Linked DNA regions of Homo sapiens: region 2 is linked to region 1. The links are chromatin loops, found by intact Hi-C in ENCODE. Cell type or tissue: GM12878. All regions are shown on one strand. Each heading gives the region's core, and the rest is flanking DNA. Links, peaks and the distances in the headings are about the cores only.

The links. Peaks named below come from ENCODE experiments on the same cell type or tissue, not always from the same donor. Only the 100,000 strongest peaks of a DNase experiment are listed, where the experiment ranks them.
Region 2: it touches region 1 in a loop (6-fold over the local background); 5 of 110 quality-filtered maps call a loop at or near these places.

Annotation. Positions count from the first base shown.
Region 1 is chr6:5,300,077-5,309,195 of GRCh38, forward strand. The region is part of intron 1 of FARS2 (phenylalanyl-tRNA synthetase 2, mitochondrial); the gene reads left to right. Among named protein-coding and RNA genes, the nearest start is that of FARS2, 43 kb to the left of the region's middle. RefSeq lists enhancers at 2,151-2,210, 2,160-2,454. In GM12878, for the core only: a CTCF peak has its summit at 3,374 (motif pointing left); DNase peaks (open chromatin) are centred at 2,655 and 3,195; H3K4me3 peaks cover 1,822 bases; H3K27ac peaks cover 1,591 bases.
Region 2 is chr6:5,374,523-5,383,641 of GRCh38, forward strand. The region is part of intron 2 of FARS2 (phenylalanyl-tRNA synthetase 2, mitochondrial); the gene reads left to right. Among named protein-coding and RNA genes, the nearest start is that of FARS2-AS1, 79 kb to the right of the region's middle. RefSeq lists an enhancer at 5,059-5,158. In GM12878, for the core only: a CTCF peak has its summit at 5,327 (motif pointing left); a DNase peak (open chromatin) is centred at 5,329.

The DNA.
Region 1 (9,119 bases), core at 1,411-6,410:
ATGATTTTATTTATCTATGAGGACTCTGTGAGTAGTTAGAGAAAGGATGTAGGATCCCTGGTAGATTTCCTGCTGTGTATCTCTTAGAGCCCTCACTGAGGGCAGAAAATGATTGGATTACTCTGGTGGTTGAGGACAAGAACTTCTTACCTGCTCCAAAACCTTTTTTGATATAGGTAGAACAGAGACATATGTGTCTCTGTGTGTACATGTAAGTATATATAACATAAGCATGTCCAAATGTTATGTCTGTTTATAGTCATACACAGCTGCTGATTCAGAGTGACATAGTGGAAATTCTTCCTGACCTTTGACTTGGAAGGGACATCTGATGGTGATCCTTATTTTGTTTTTTTTCAAAGAGAAGCACATTTGGGTTTGATATGGCATTCACATTTAGATAATTTCATGACGGTTGTGGGGACTGGGAATGTAGCTCTCTTCTCACTTTTATGCAGATTTTTCCCCTTAGTTAATTACTGAGGTGACAGGTGTCTGTGTGGAGATGGTGGGTGGGGCAGGGGACACTGTTGGATGAGAGAGACAGATTGCTTAGATAACAGTCATGGGCATCTGGTCATTTCCTTTTTCTTTCTTTCTTTCTTTTTTTTTGAGACAGGGTCTTGCTCTGTTGCCTAGGCTGGAGTGCAGTGATGCCATCATAGCTTAGTGCAGCCTTCATCTCCCAGGCTCAAGCTACCCTTCTGCCTCAGCCTCCCAAGTTGCTGGGACTATAGTCATGTGCTACTTATACCTGGCTAATTTTTTTTATTTAAAAAATTTTTTTTTGTAGAGATGGGGTCTTGCCATGTTGTAAACATGGGGTCTTGCTGTGTTTTGTAGAGATGGGGTCTTGCCATGTTGCCCAGGCTGGTCTCAATCTGCCTGCCTTGGCTTCCCAAAGTGTTGGGATTACAGGCGTGAGTCACCATGCCCAGCCACATCTGGTTATTTCTGAAGTCCTAGAAAATGAAGGCTGTGCTTACTGGGGGTGGGAGGGAGTGTTTGGGGGGCTCTTGGATCAATTGGTATGATTTTTTTCTAGTCTGTAGTCTTTTATTTTTCTTCTCTATAATTATTATTCTCTGGTTGTTGACCTCCAGGGTCTGGTTAGTTACCTATGTCACTAAGAAAAAGGTCAAGGGTTATAGAAATGAGGCACTTACTTTTCTGATGCCTTAACTTAGTTTGCAACATCCTGGGAGTTTGAAATAAGATGGTAGCAAAGTTTGGGCATAGTGGCATGCACCTGTAGTCCCAGCTGCTTGGGAGCCTGAGGCAGGAGGATCCTTTGAGCCTAGGAGTTTGAGGCTGCAGTGAGCTGTGATCGTGCCACTGTACTGTAGCCTGGGTGATAGAATGAGACCCTGTCTCTAAAAGAACAAAGAAGATGGCAGCAAAGTAACGGCAAGTTCTCTTTCAAAGCCTAGCCCACTGTTTTGCAGAAGGTGTTCTGCCAGCCCCATTCTTATCTCCAACCCACCTACCCCATCTCCTGGATCAAAGCCAAAATCATTTCTAAGGGAAGCAATTGTGAAATCATTCCCTTCTATCAAGAGCAGTTTGCATTGTCTCCATGCAGAAAGTGTGCAGTTTAATATATTAGGGTGGGTTGCGGAGTGGCAACTAATATCAAACAATTTTTTTTTAAACTAACATTCTAGTTTTATTGAAAATGAGTCCAGCCTGCTGGGTGACAGAGTAAGATGCTATCTCACACACACATACACACACACACACACACACACACACACACACACACACACACACAAAGAAAATGGGGCTAAATTGGTGGACCCCACACAAGTAAGGGTTATGTCAGATGATTTTGGTGAACCATCCTTCATGTTGGGAATTCACTCAATAAAACAGATTAAGAAGACTTGGTCCCTACCCTCTTAAGAACTTACAAGGAGCTCCTTATGTTGTTGGTCATTTATCTTCTTAGCCATGCACTTTTCCAGTTACCAGTCATGCCCACCTACCCTCTTTGTCACTTACAGACTCCAGGTGACAGTCTTCCCACATATTGGAACACTTCTACTTCAGAACTTTCCTCTAGAGCTCTGCTCCCCTAAGTTTGGTCCTAGGAACAGCAGAATCTCAGGCGCCATCCAAACCTGTGTTGTTGTGTTGTTTAACAAGACCTCTAGGTGACTTCTGTCTGCAAAACATGTTAAGATTCAGATTTTATTTCAGTAGGGCTTGGTGGGGACTGAGATTCTAACAGGCTTCCAGGCAGTGCCCATGTCGGTCTGTGCACCACGTGGTAGATAGCAAGGCTTTGCTGTCCAGAGAGATTACATCTCCCTTGTGTCAGAGAGTCGCAAAGCTGCTTGGGTTATCGGATGACATGGGATGACATAGGCTAATCAAGTACCTCTGGCCTTGGGGAGTTGAAGTTAAAAAAAAATGTGCCTGGTTATTATGTGCTAGCACAGTTCTCAGAGCTTTACTTGCACACTGAATCCTCTCCTCAATCTTAGGAGGTGGACACTATTACTATCTTTTACAGATGGGGAGATGAGGCACAGAGAAGTTAAGTAGCTTGAGCAAAGTCACATGAACTAATGAGTGAAAGAGCAGGGCTGTGAACCAGGCAGTGTGGCTTCGGTACCAAGGTATGAAATTACTGTGCACTTCCTGACTGTGTGGGGGGCTATAACTGTTGGCAGGGAGAGTCGGCTCACGGTGCAGAAATGAGAGTGTTTTGGTTTGGGCAGTGGAGTGGTTCCAGAAGGCACGCTGAGTTCAGGACTGAGATCAGCATAAGGAGGGCTGAGCAACAGAGAGCGGGACTGTGTGGTTCATGTTCGATGGACAGGGTTAGTGGAGGAAGAAGACACACAGGGTGCCAGCTGCTGAGGAACGAGAGTAAATATAGCAAACTTTTATTAAGCATTCATAAGTGTCAGATACTGGGGTTTACATTTGTTGTTTCATTTGACCCTTATAATGATCCTGTGGTGCAGGTACAAATCTTTTAGAGAAGGAAACCGAAGTTCAAGAGAGTAATTCTCCCAAGATCATACAGGGAGAAGAGTAGCTTAACTTGAATTTTAAGTCAGTGCCGTCTGATTTCACAACCTGTATGTGAAGCTTCTTTGCCCTGCTGCTTCCCTGGCAGGGACTCAGTGGGGAAGTGAAGGTATAGAGGAGAGAAAAGAACTTGAGCATTGACACTAGGGTATAAAGAGGTGCCTGGACATAGAGATGAAGGGCAAGAATGCAAGAGCAGCACCTGGGACTGACTGGTTGAAGCTGGACTGGAGATCTCTGAGATTTTCCTGAGTGGGACTGGTGCCTGGACTGGCACAGGGCTGAAGCTGCACGTGGGGCTAAATGGCCCCAAGGTGAAGTCGGTTGCCATCTGCTGGTTGAGGCTTGTTAGGGCTGAGCGCACACCTTTACCTCCTGTGTCTTCATCCTTGTGTCAGCTCGGGAGAGCCGCTCCTGCCCTCCCTCTGAGCCTGCCCTCCCCACGACTCTGTTTCTTAGACAAATGTGTTTGCGGCCACGCTGGCTGCTCCCCAAGCCCCCTGCTTCTCTGAAAGTGAAAAGTTGCTTCTGCTTGCCTTCCTCCATCTTTGTGATTATTGCATTTCTTGCCACAGACATTTCTCATTGCTCCCAATGTGAAAATCTGGGCTTGTGACTTTAACCAAATGATTGTACAGCCCCATGTGACCTCAAATAAATTTTTTAAATGGATAACTAAGCTGACAGTATGTGAAGTGCGCCCGGGGAATTCTCTGCCTCGGGATGCTCGTAATGAGGGGAATTGACTGGGGTTAGCAGATGGACACTGCTCATTTTTTGGCAATCATTGACCAAGTACGCAACACCTCCAGGTGGCTCTCCGTGGACTGCTCTGTGTGGCTCAGCCCATGATGCCTGTGCGTCCGTAGAATGCTAATGGTCCCTCTTCCTCCCTGAGTAACATAGCAGGCTGCATGGTCTGGTGTGGCTCTGTATCCTTGAGATCAAAGCATGCATATCATTTTTAAATAAAAGATTATCTTTTAATTATAGAGGCATCATAGCAGTATTACAAAAAGCTTAGAAATAAAGAAGGGAAAGCACCCACATTTACCACCCTAAAACATGGTAATCAGTTTTTAAACAATTGTTCAGTGGCTTTTCATAGTTGTATCAGTTGTTTTGTATGTGCGTTTCCCCTTATCACTGTATAATCCCCATAGTTACCATTTGAATGGCTGTATCATATTCTGTTGTGATGCCACATCATTAATTATTTAACTCTGTTGTTGACATGTGCGTTACTTCCAACTTTTTACAGTTACTAATAACAGTTAAAGGTATACATTTGTACATGTAGCTATTTTCATATTTTGAATTAGTCTCTTATGATAGAGTCTCAGACATGGCATTACTGGGTCAAAGAGTATGAACATTTTTATGGCTTCTAAAACGTATTGGCAGATTGCTTTCCAGAAGAGTGGAGGCAATTCACAATGCCACCACAAAGGCATTCGTTTCCCAGATGGCCAACTTGGTTAGGGATGCAGCCTCTCACAGTACATGAGAAGCTGTGTTTATGTTTGTGTTTGTGTTTGTGTGTGTAAAAAACTTGTTGGCGCGTTTGTGTATTGATTTAAGCCCAGGGACACCATGCATTGCCTTTGTTAATAGGAATGTACTAGGTGTCTAAGGATAACATAATGGTCATCCATTAGTATTTAAAATAGATGTGTGCTTGATATGGATTAAAGCAAGGGTATAGGTGTTTCCTCTTTCCCTAGAATTCGGACTTTTAAAAAGATTGGCAAAGGTGAGTTGACAAGAGTGTTCAGCCAGTGTGACTAGGTTCTTAGTGGCTCCCTTCTTTTTGGGAATACCTAGTGATTTGGAGGCGAAGGTGGAAGTCAAAGGAGCTTGGTAGGAGCAGTAGTGGGAGGGCACTGGAAGTAGCTGGGCATGCGCTCAGAAGAGTGCCTATTGTGGACTGCACAAAGCACCTCACCTCACCTGGTGAGGACAGTCTTTTGGGTGCTGAATGGAGTGCTTGTGTGGAGAAGGATTTTGAGGTCACACCTAGGCTCAGTGGGAAAGATACTGTGATTAATTAGCAATTTGTTCTAGATCTTTGTCATTGCAGTTTTCTTCAATTTGTTATCCAGTTGGATTATAAACATTACATGCCTTCATGTAGGAACTGTACCTTTTAAAATTACAATTTTCTACCCATTTCCTAAAATGTCTAGCACATTGTATTGTATATGATGTACGTGTATGGTAGTTTTGTGTCTGCTGATTGAATGAATGAGGGAAAATACTACTTTATCCTCATAGTCCCAGGCATTTTATCAAAGCCTTGTGTTGAAGTAGTGGGATCCCACAGTTTGCCTGCCCACATGTGAAACCTCCAGCAGACCTCACAGGGATAAAGGAAAGGAAATTTCAACTGAGAAACTTAGGGAAAGTAATGCCAGCAGAGACCTTTGACTCATTTATATAACCACCCAAAACATTGAATGAGACCTCCTTGTTTTATAGAGGAATCAATTCAGACAAAGAAGAGCAAATAGCTTCCCCACGATCACACAGATGGTGGGTGACTGGGGACCCCAAGTTGGGTCCTGATTCCTGGTCCAGTGTCCTTTCCTCTACACCTTGTTGGGAGAACTTGGCGTACTTGTTTTGCTTGCCCCTCTCCCACTATAGCCCCTACAAGTGTGTATTTGGAGTTTTCTTTGCTGTCTGACCATGCTTGTCCTCCCATGTAACTGGATTAGGAATGAGTTTAGAGATTGTGGCCTTGAGGCAGTAGTCAGATGGGGGTATGAAGATTTATACTGAGTGCCAAGAGACAGTGCCGGATCAAAATTCAATTCTATTCAAACTTACAGCTTTGCCTTATCTCCAGTTTGGAATATAACCTTTTTTTCATTTTAAAGGGAGAACATATAATGGTAGATGTGGTACATGATTTGAGTGTGTATTTGATACAATTGTGATCCTAATAAAACTGCCATTCTGATCCATATGCCTAGGGTAGAGGTTTAAGGTTGTTAAGGGAGCATGAACTTTGAGCTTCTTGATTTATCTTGTGTGACTGAAATCTAAACGTCAGTATTGCATCAACTCCGGGGTTGTTTTTCCTCCTTTCTTTCCAGAACCCCTCACCCCCAATCTGATGAGCACATTTGGTTGTGTAGTTGAGATTCTGAAGCTAAATGCATTAATAGTGAGGGAAGTATTCACAGTGAATGTCGAATGAAATGACTGAGGAGACAAAGCAGGAAAGAGAATTAACAGTCTACTGGTTCTTTTAACAGCCATGTGATGGCTGCCCTGGGAATTGAATGATTTGTAGATGACTGGATCCTGCTCATTCCATGGTGGCTTGAGGCCCCTTGAAATTGATGTGAACCTCGTAAGCTGTCAGCAGTTACAGCTACTGGGTAATCAGGTTTGGAATTTATGAGTATTTACATTTCAGAGGGCCTTTACTATGTTTCTGGAATTTTGGATTAGAAATGCTTGTCCTTGATATAACAGTATTTTATGCACGCTGCTGGAGTGTTTAAGCCCCTTCACATTCCCAGTGTGTCCCAGTATGTAAGCCACTTTCTTTCTGGGAGAGCAAAAAGATGATATACTTAATCCTACTTTTGGATTAGTGGACAGGATGATTTTTCTCTGCTTCTCTACTAAACTAGCTCCATACTGTCTTCTGTACAGTAACAAGTCACATGGTAAAAAGAAGTTAGAAGAGTCTTACTGACCTGCTGTTGATAAATATTTTCCTACAGCATGCTGAGGTGGGCACATTTTGACTTTGCTTGGTTTTGAAAGGATTAACATTTTTTAACTGATAAATACGAATTTGTTCTGAAAAACTAAAAAAAAAATGGAGAAATTGAGAGAAAACTTATCTAAGACCCCTCCAACAGAATGCAAACCACTTAGGACATTTAATTTTTCTTTCATTCTTTTTTAATGCATAATTTTTATGTAGTTGTAATCTGTTTATGAAAATCTGGTATTTTAAAAATTATTACATATGTTTTTCTTTGTTATTATATATTTTTCCTACAGAAGCTTCATTTTCCATTGAGGGGCATTTGTTAAAATCTTTACTTGCTCTTTCCACATGTTGTCCAATGGCTCAGTCCTTTACTTATCAGTGGGGTGTGAGTGGGTAATGGCACTGTCCATCAGTAATTATGACTGATGAGTTGGCTGTCTCTTCACTCAGTGGAGGCCAGGCCTCTTCTTTCATTTGAGAGTCATTGATCTGAATGGCTCATATATTTTTCCAATTATAAATTATCCTCTAGTGGGCTTTTTGTGCATTAGTTCTTTGGGATATTTTTTCAGAGTAGAATTGCTGTCCATAAAAGGGACATTTTCATAAGGTCTATGAGGCATTTTGATATTTTACACACACGCGTGCACACACACATGCACAATTTCCGTCGTATCATATTGTATATACTGTTTTCTGCAAGTTGCCACTAGTAATCTCAAATGTACAAAACTAACCATATACTACACGTAACATTGGGTAGTATTGCTGTTTTAAGTTCGTTAACTTGATAGGCAGAAAATAGCATCAAGTTTTAAATTTCTTGACTTAGTAGTGAGCGTGAGCACTTCAGCACACATTGATTAGCTACTTGATTTCCTGTTTTATGAACTAATTCATCTTGGCCTTGAAGTTGTAGTGGTTAGAAAGGAGTGGCACCTGCCAGCATCTCGGTGGGGCACACGGGGCTAGGACACAAGCTGCCGTGCAGCCTCAGGGGTCAGCCTCAAGGCTCATGACCTGAGTTGGCGGAAAAGCACTTACTTACACTGCCCACATTGCTTTAGGAGGTCAGGATCTCTCAACACTAAAGTAAATGCTTGTTTTTGACCTTACTACTGCTTCAATTTGAATTGGCAACTATTTGCAATTTATATGGGGATTTTTTAAGGACAGTAGGGAAGGTGTGAGATTTTTATGTTTATCAAATAAAATGGGCCACGGATGTGAGAATTTTTTCACTTTTTAAAAATGGCTTGCTACAAAATTCTTCTTCCTCTCTTTTTTTTTGAGAGAATGCCACATGCAAAGGCCTCAAGGCAAAAAAGGGAGTGATGTGTCCCGGGAAGAACAATGAAGCCAGGGTGCCTGGATGTTTACAAGGAAGACCTAGGTGAAGTCACAGAAGCAGGAAGGAGCCCAGTGATGCAGACATTAGTAGGTCGGGGCAAATGCTGTGGCAAATCACCAAAGGGTTTGAGTTGCAGGCATGTGATTCACAGAAGCATCACCCTGGAAAGGCAAGAGAGGAAGCAGCAACTCCCGATGGATGCCTCCTGGGGAAGCCAAGGCAAGAGGTGATGGTACCCTGCATGCTTGTGCTTCCTAAACCATCTCTGGTAAAGGGCCATAAGTTTTTATTTCTAATCTGCTGTACACTGATACTGTTATAGAATATAAGAAACACGGATTACCGGAAGAATGACCATGAGCTTGAATGTGACAGCAATGTCAAATTGCTACAAAAGTTTCTGTGTACTTACTCTCGCCCTGTGTCCTTACCTTATCATGCGCTGGTATCAGGTGGACCCCACTTTGATAGCCTTGGCTGACAATGCAGCTCCAACGTCTAACAATGTGTTGCATATTTTCTGTGGATCAAGCCGTGGTATATGGCTATCAACTGTATTAGTTCATTTGGGCTGCTCTAACAAAATATCATAAACTGGGTGATTTATAAACAATGGAAATTTATTTCTCATAGACCTCAAGGCTGGGGAGTCCAAGATCAAAGGACATATTTGATGTCTGGTAGGGCTTTCTGGTTCATAGATGGCACCATCTCCCTGTATCATTATAGAAGAGGCAAGGGATCTCTCTCAGGCCTTTGTAATAAGGGCACTAATTCTATTCATAAGGGCTTTGCCCCCGTGATCTAACCACCTCCCACTGGCCCCATCTCCAAGTACTATCACCTTGGAGGTTAGAATTTCAATATATGAATTTTGGGGGCCCACAAACATTGAGTTTATAGCAACTATTTATACCAGACAATGTGCTGTGTACAAGATAAACAGTGGGATATGAAATAAAGGTTGTCTCTGCCTTTCAGATTTTATAGTCAGGT
Region 2 (9,119 bases), core at 2,757-7,756, 76 kb after region 1:
TTTTACCAAATCATGAATTACTTGTACAATCTGTTTCAGAACATAGAAAAGAGAGTCCTACCAAGCTCATTTTATGAGGTTAGACATGTTAATATCCCAACTAGATAAGAAAGAAAACTTTTGAAGTTTCATCATTATGAACATAGATTATTCCTTTTTAATGAACAGATATAGAATTATTAAATGAAATATTTGAAAATTCAATTCATTGATTTATTGTGTCCTACCACATTATTATTGCATATACATTACATTGTACTGTATTAACTGATATAAGGAGAAAAAGCATGTGATCATCTCAATAGATATAGAAAAATGATTGCATTTAATGTCTCATGACATTAAAAAAGCATTTGATGACATTAATGACTCATGATAAAAACTTTTAGCAAATTAGAAATAGAGGGAAACTTCCTTGACTTTACAAATGAAATCCATGAAGCTCTTACAGCAAACATAATTAATGGTGCATCATTCTAAATATTTCTATCCAAATTAGCCACAATTCAGGATTCCTTCCTATCACTGTTCATCATTATGTGGTAAATTCTAGCTTATGCAGTAAGCCAGAAAGAGAAATAGAAGGCATAAGCATTGGAAAACATAGATAAAACTGCTTTATTTGTAGAGGATTTGATGCTTTACCTAGAAAAAGAATATACAGATCAACTATTAGAACTTACAAGACAATTCAACAAAGTTGTTGGATTCAGGGACAATATAGAAAAATTAATGTTTTTATCCATAAGTAAGAACCAATTACCAAATATAATAACACATTTTATTTGTAGTATCAACTAAAATATTTCAGTACCTAGGTATAAATCTTGCATCAGATATTTGAGATATTTATGGATAAAATTATTAAATATTATTAAAAGACATAGAAGAACATAAGGAGAGATTTACCATATTTGTAGATTCATAGATAGGAAAACAATATCATGAAGATGACAATTCATCCAAAATTAATCTACAAATCCAGCGCAAATCCAACCAAAATTTTCACTGGATATTTTGGAAAAATTGAGGGACTAATCTTAAAATTTATAGAAAGAGCCCCAGGTATTAAGACTTATACTTGTGTAGTTGTAAAGATAGTTTAGTAATGGCACAAGGTTAATTGGGTAGAGAACATTGCAACAGCTCTACTTCATATTTGAGAACTTATGAAATATAAGTGATATTTCATATCACATAAGTGGGAGGTGATGGATTCTACATTAATTGTTCTGAGACAGTTATCTCTATAGGAAAACAGTGGATCTCTACCTCACTCTAAATCCATCAAATGGATGGATTAATAAGTCATTTGTGAAAAAGAAATCTTTAAAACTTTTGGAAGAAAATATAGGAGATTGTCATTTTTACTCTGATAGAATATAATATCATAAACATGAGAATTCTTGAACAAGAAAAATCCATAAGGGAAAAAAGTGCTAAAGTTGGCTACATTGTGTTAAAACATCTGCCTAATAAAAGTCTCCATAATCAAAGTTATGAGACATTTCTACGTGCTGGGTGGAGATATTTGCTGTGTTGTCAGACATATTCCTACTGGATTCTTTTTTTCATCCTGAGACTTTCTTTTACATGATCACTACCAATCTTCTGTCAATCTTTCGACACTGTTCTCCTTTCTGAAAATGCATATAGGTGGTGAGCACACGTGTGTGCTTTTACTATTCTTTAAACATGTCATACTCATATACTTTTATGTGTATGATTTATTGTGTAAGAAGAAGGCACATGACTGGCTGATAAACAAGGACCAGCTTTATCAATAAACAAGAAAATGCAAATTAAAACAACCAAATATGATTCCAAACTCAGCAGATTAGCAAAATTTGATAATCCTCACAATACCAAAGGCCTAGAGGAACTGTCCATCTTATAGCCTTCTATTGGGAGTGTATATAGTTACTGCCACTTTGGAGGGTAATTTGGTAGTTTCCAATGAAAACAAAAATTGTATGCTATGTGATTTGGCATTTTTTTCTTTAAGTGTTAAAAAGTCTCAAAAACCCATCAAGAGGAGCAAGGATAGATAAAATGGGCTCTGTTTTTATATTGAATACTTTATAGCAATTAACATAAACGATCTAGAGGTACTTGTATCAACATGGATGGGTTTTAATGCAATCTTGAGGGAAACAAGTACACCGCGAGTGGTACTAAACTATCATATCTTTTTAAATGGATATTCAGAATGCACCCAATAACAAAAACATGCCCGACAATGTGTGTTCTTATGGACTTGCTTATATTCTTTCTCATCTGTCTTTGTCTATTTCTCTTTTTATGCACACAAACACAATTTTTCTTTAATCCAGCTAGATAAACATAAAAGTAGATGTGAAAAAATATATGGAAATAATAAACACAAAAATCAAGGTCGTGATTATTTATGATGTGGAAGGAGGGTGAATGAGATCAGGCATCATATCATTCTTTGCAAACAATGCAATATTTTATACTTTTTAGGAGCATAGAAGGATTTTGAGACTTACATGTTTGAGAACCACTGTTCTATAGCTTCCAAACGAAATTTTTAGAAAACATTTGAGACATTTAGTTTGCAAAGAATGGTGAATTTCAAGTATTTGGCAGGCCCACCAGAGGAAACTCTTACAAATCCTGTGTCTATTTAATCTGATTAAAAATGTCAGTTGAAACATGCATGTGTGGACCAGTGCTCAGACAAGTTCTGTTTTCCCACTCTCCCTGGTGGCACCTTGTCGTGTTTCACCAGATGCACACTTGTGTGTGGGCCCTGAGGATGGACAGAGGAGTTGCGTGAGAGACAGGCATTCCGCAGGTTGTTCTCCAGTCTTGGCTGCAGACTGTTTGCCTCCTTATTTTGTCTTCATTCCCCTTTGATAACATCCTCTGGGTCTGTTTCTTCCAGGATTTTTCTGTCGTGTACACACATGTGCAGGCAATACTTCCTCCTGAATTTAAGACGATTCATAATGAGCCTTCTTTTCTTCCAGATTCTGTCTCCATTATTATTATTATTATTTAAAATTCTAAATGCCTCTTGTTTTCTTAAATTTTATACAAGAATGTGCATATCTGTTTCTTGTCCTTCTTGCTAGTAGTTCTCAAACTTGAGTGTATTAACCAGTCTTGGTCCATGACCGAGTTTTTGTTGATTTTACAGGAAAATAAAAAATATAAGAGCAATATACCAATTTTTATAAAGGTATATTTATTTATTTTAAAGAGCTCTCCTCTGTTCTAGGATGATTTCCTTGCCACTTTCCTGAGTGTTAAAATGCAATTTCTCTTATGAAGTGATGGTGATAGTATTTTAAGCATATGCCTGTACTTGGCAAAATAAAGCATTGCCTACCTTATCTTAGTCCCTATAATGTTTTGAAATTTTTACCAATCTATGAAATATATAACCTTACACCTTAACAAATGAAGGCATAATTGTGGAGAAGTTATAAATATTACATAATTAATATATAATTTACAAATATTCACACAGAAATAAAGGGAAATCTTTTCGGAAAAGAGGATGAGTGAAGGTGTACAGAGAAGTAAGCTTTTTGTATAATTTTGACCACAACCCATTACTGGAATGGCCCTTCATCAAGAGGTGTGTGTTCAGTTCATATACCACCCACCCCTTTAAACATAATCATGCTCATTCGCCATTTCCTCATGGAGGGATTTTAGGAGCGTAGAAGGATGTTGAGACTTACACGTTTGAGAACCACTGTCCTCAAACCACTGTCCTCAACCACTGTGGGTGAGGGGCTCCTTCCACGGAGGCTGCTCCTGCCCTCACGATTCCTTCCCGCTGGAGTGAGGCGCTTCTTTTTGAACACCCCTTTGGCATCCTTTGTGGTTCATCCTTGTCAGAAAAAACCGCTGTCATTTATCATTAGAAAATCTCACTTTTGCTGCCTTTGATATTCTCTCCCACTTTCCAGATGGTTCACTGGAACCCTCCTGTTCTTGGGCTTCTCTTTCCAAGCTTCCCCGCTGTTACTCTTGTAGTGAGCCCATGGTTGTCTCTTTATTCCTGCTTTCTGCTCTGAATCACTTTTCTGTCTTTCAGTGAGTGACAGGGTTTTATTCTCCACCGTGTGGTTATTGGGTTTCCTTAATAGCCTCATGTGGAGGGGCTTTGTTGAAGGCATTTTTATTCGGCTTTGACAGATTATAGTCCCCATGTTTCCCTAATCTCTTCTTTAAAATATTTTAGGAAGCATTGTCCCTGTCAAAGACACACTTAAATTCAAACAGCTTTTCCTTTTTAAAATTATTTTTCTCTGTTCACATGTTTACGTAGTCCTCTGTCTTGACAGTTAAGTGAGAGGCAACTGGTCATAGTGAGGAGTCCATGGATTTGGGAAATACCCCATTATTGGAGGGCAAAGCATGATTTGGAGGACCGTTTGGAGAGAGACCCCTTTTTCTGTGGCACAGGGCTTTTGCAGATAATTAGTCTTTGGCTACGACAAGATGGAAACTATTAGGCTCTTAGTCTGAGACTCATCACTGCCTTGTAGCAGTTTTGCCCATGACCCTTACTGGGCTTTCAGCAACTCACTGCCTTGAAATGTTAGTTTGTGTGTGCCTGGTGTCTCCAGCTGGTTAGTCAACTCCTTAAGGGTGCCACTCTATCTCTTTTTGTGCCTGATCTTTCTAACCCAGGATTCTGCACAGAACAGCAATGTCTCCCTCTTTCTGGGCTGTCAACTTTCACTGAAAAAAATGACAGCTAGCACTGTTAACTGCATGGCAGCTCACCTATCTGCTTGTCTAGTTGGGTATTCTCAGCTATAAGAGCACATGTGTCTGTTAGGGTCCAATTCTGATATGGAAACCGCACAGTAACTTGATCAAGGAAAGCATAATGTAAAGAATTACAAACTCCAACACAGAACTTGGGTAATCAGGGATTGGCCAGTAAGAGGTAATGAAAGAGTCCAGAAGTATTATCTATAAGGAGGAGCTGCTACCCTTAGGACTAAGACGGGGACCCAGAGAAGAGCCCCTTCCTCCTTCCCGCAGCTGTGGTTCACTGAGTGGCTCAGAAGTGCTAGTAGTGGTGCCATGCTGGTGAAATTGCTTGATATCCACGCTCTGGAATGTACCGAAATCTGCTTTCTTGGGTGTGGGGAAAGTTAATTTGGGAGACTTGTCTTGTGGGAAGCACTATGCTATGAAAATGATCAAATGGGGTACCGAGGAGAGCAGCTGGCCATTGGAGGAGCTGTGTTGCCACCTGCACTGCAGATCTGGGCAAAAGAAGTGCAGGGTGCCCAGTAAGAATACCTTCCTTTGCCATGTCCCTCCAGCGACCTCTACTGACAAAGTTTAGCATTTTGCCAGCTGGCAAAGGAAAATATTTCAAGGACTCAACTCAGTTTTCACAGAGCAGGCAATGAAGGATTGATTGTTTTGTGTAGGTGATAAGTGACAGAGTCAGCTTGCTCCCTTTCCTGAATGTCTAGAAGCCTTTAGGGAGATAGGCTATCATTTATGCAATTACATGAGTTGCTAGGGAAAGTCATATTTATGGAGGCAAAATATTTGTTCTTAATTCAAATTTAATATTTCTGAAAACAATTAGGTAATGGGAAAGCTCTCTAGTTATTCGATCTTAGTAGATGGAATACACAGAGAATAGAGGATGTTCTCAAGGGTAAAAGCTTGTGCTCCTGAACCAATAATAGCATCCAAAGAAAAACAGATTAATATTCTTTACATCTCATTTCTCTAAGATCTCAGGAAAATTATTGCCATTTACATTCTACATTTGTTGTTGAAGGCTAAGAGGGCCTCATTAGGTTTACCAAATCCAAATAATTACAGTTAGAGACGGTGTTTTTTTCTACTAGCTGAAGTGATGTGTGAAAATAGCAAAAATATTTTCACAGAGAAATTATGCTCTTTAACAGTAAACTTCACGCCTTGCTAGGAACTGCATTTCTCTGCCTGGTGTGTATCATCGAATGCTACTTGTAGGGATGGAGTGGTCTAATTTCACATTTCGAGCTTGGTAGGTGCAGGTGGGCTGTAGGTGAAAGGGAGTTTTCTTTACCAGCCAGCCTCAAAAATGGCTAGCAGCCGGTGCCACTCGCATAGTGTTGAATTATATGTCCAGATACCCCAGTCTACTCACAAATGTAAAAGACTACACTCTTGCTATTTGACCAAGAATGCACCCTGTACTGGGTACTTTCATTGTCTTCGCTCCGAGGCTTCGTCCTAAAATCTGCTTTCTGTGTCATCTCCCTGACTCATCCTGGGATAGGTCTCTGCAAAATTGTAAACTTTTGTTAGTTTAAATGAATTTGAAAGGTAAGATAGTTTTCTTAAACTAGATACATCATCTAAATACAATGTTAGTCTTTAGCTGTATATTTTAGTTTTTATAGAAACTTTATATAATCTTATATAAGATCAATAGTAGTTCATTATAGCAATTATTTATTTATTTATTTATTTATTTATTTATTTATTTATTTATTATGAGACAGAGTCTCGCTCTGTCGCCCAGGCTGGAGTGCAGTGGCGCGATCTTGGCTCACTGCAAGCTCCACCTCCTGGGTTCACGCCATTCTCCTGCCTCAGCCTCCTGAGTAGCTGGACCTATAGGTTCCCGCCACCACACCCGGCTAATTTTTTGTATTTTTAGTAGAGACTAAAAATCCTGTTAGCCAGGATGGTCTCAATCTCCTGACCTCGTTATCCGCCCGCCTCGGCCTCCCTAAGTGCTGGGATTACAGGCGTGAGCCACCGCGCCCGGCCTATAGCAATGATTTCTAATTTTCTTTTCTTTTCCTATTTGAGAGTCTGATGAGAAATTTGCATACTCCCCAGAAACACACACACACACACACACACACACACACACACATACACACACACACACAGATGCAGAATTTTTTATATAGTTTAAAGGGTTTTATAGGCTTATTAGTTAAAGGGTTTTATGGGCTACTGGATTAGATTATGAAATTTGAAGTCAGGGTCAAGGAGATAGTTTTTGCTTTTAATAGGTAATTCCCAATCTCAGTCTGTAGTAAATTGGAAAATCTGTTCTGGATTCTTTCAGCAATCCTCTCTCTTTCCACATCTGCCACTTTTCTGTGACACTTCTTTTGGGTCACATTGCCATGCTGGGGTTATGTTTGGTGGTCGATTATGTAAGTAGCAACGGAAGTTAGGGTTAAGTTAGCTATAGGAAGGCAGAGAATGCTGCCTAACTTGGGTATGACCAGATGTCAGTTATTAGAATGATTGGAGATTGAGAACCAAGTCAGGAGTTCAGAGTCAGAGGCAGTGTAGGAACAGGAGGCTGGGTTGGATGTGTTGGGGGAAACCAAGGGAAAAGTGGAAAGTCTCTCTCCGAGGGCTGGGAGCATTCCTAAGTTGTGGTCATTTCTGGACCAGGAAATACAAAGAGCTGGTTTCTGTTTAGAAAGCTGGTGAGGCGGACAGATAGCCAAAGAGCAGACTCTGGGACAGTGGGCAGCATGGGTCCTGCGGGGAGCAGATCTTGCCATCCATCTGGTAAACACTGGCCCTTGGAATCTTGTTATGTGTTGGACTTTAGATAGCGTGTGTGTATTCTTTAAGGTTTATGAGCTATGCTTAAATCAAGCAGAGAAAGATTTACGTTTGACAAATGACAAGGAACGATTTCTCACCATAAAGATTTTGAGTGAGAGAATGAGTTTCAAGGGAACTTGGGTTAACCTTCTCCAGGGTGATGCTTCTTAATATTTTTATGCTGTGGATTTCCAGATAAGGTAAAAGACCCTTCAGTTCAGTTATCCCAACTCTTTCATCTCTTTAATGCAAAAGGAACTCAGTGATAGCAATGAGGTGTCATTTGGGAATTTGGTGGTAGGACTATGTAGAATATGTATCCCTCTCCTTTGGTAATAGTAGTACAAATGATTTTTATTTAAACTTTAGTGTCTCAAATATAATCTTAAAATCTAGTTGTTAGATATTGATTCTATCATGTCAATTTACACACAGTAAAGTCATCCATAATGATGTAGCTAGAGTAACAGTGATTTATTATTAAAAGGCCTAATAGTATGTGAAGTCTACAACCAACTCAGGCTACCACTGAAGATCCACTGATAGTTTACTTCTTGGAATCGTGGAGATTCCACCTTTTGAAGAGTGCTGCAGGGAGTAGAAGCTTCTTTGTTATTGTCTGTTTATATTAGTCAGGGTTCTCCAGAGCAACCGAACCAATAGGATATAGCACAGATATATAATAAAAAGATGGCTCAGGAGGACAAACATTATAGTTTGTCACAATCTGAAGGTTGGAGAAGCAGAAGAGCCAATGGAGTCCAAGTCTGAAGACAGGAGAAGACTGATGTCCCAGTACAGGGACAGTGAAGTAGAGAGAATTCTTTCTTCCTCAGCATTTTATTCTATTCAGGTGCTTGATGGATTGGCTGAGGCCCACCACACTGGGGATGGCCACATGCTTTACTCGCTTTGCCTGTTCAAGTATTAATCTAGTCCAGAAACACCCTCACAGACACATCCAGTAATGATGTTTAATGAAATATCTGGGCACCCTGTGACCCCGTCAAGTTGGCACATAAAATTAACCATCATACCATTCTTGGGGATCTTCATGGTGAAACACTGAGAGTCCTCAGTCAGTTCTAATTTATATGTTCTATCGATGCCACATTTTTATTAATAACTCCTAGTGTACCACTTAGTCAATGACCAATAAATAGCCTCTATTTGTACATAAAAGTATAAGAATAAGGAATTATGCCTTTTTTACCCTTTAGGACTGAATAAAGGACTGGAACTTTTGGCCGCTGGCCTTTGGAGCCCCTCCATGGCCTGGACATTATATCTTGAAAATGTTTGTTTTTATAGCAGTGCTTGTTATTCTCCAGAATAACACCAGCTTTTGAGCTAGCGAAACGAGAGGCAAATCCTGGCTGTGCAACTCAGCCTCTGGTGACCTTAGATAAGTTCTTTAACGTTAACACTCTGAACTTCAGCGTCCATAACTAAAATGAGGACAACTCTTGAGTGGTGGTGAATGAGCCTGCCACGCTCCTGACATTAGGAGGTGTTCAGCTAATGGTCGCTGCCCTGCCCAT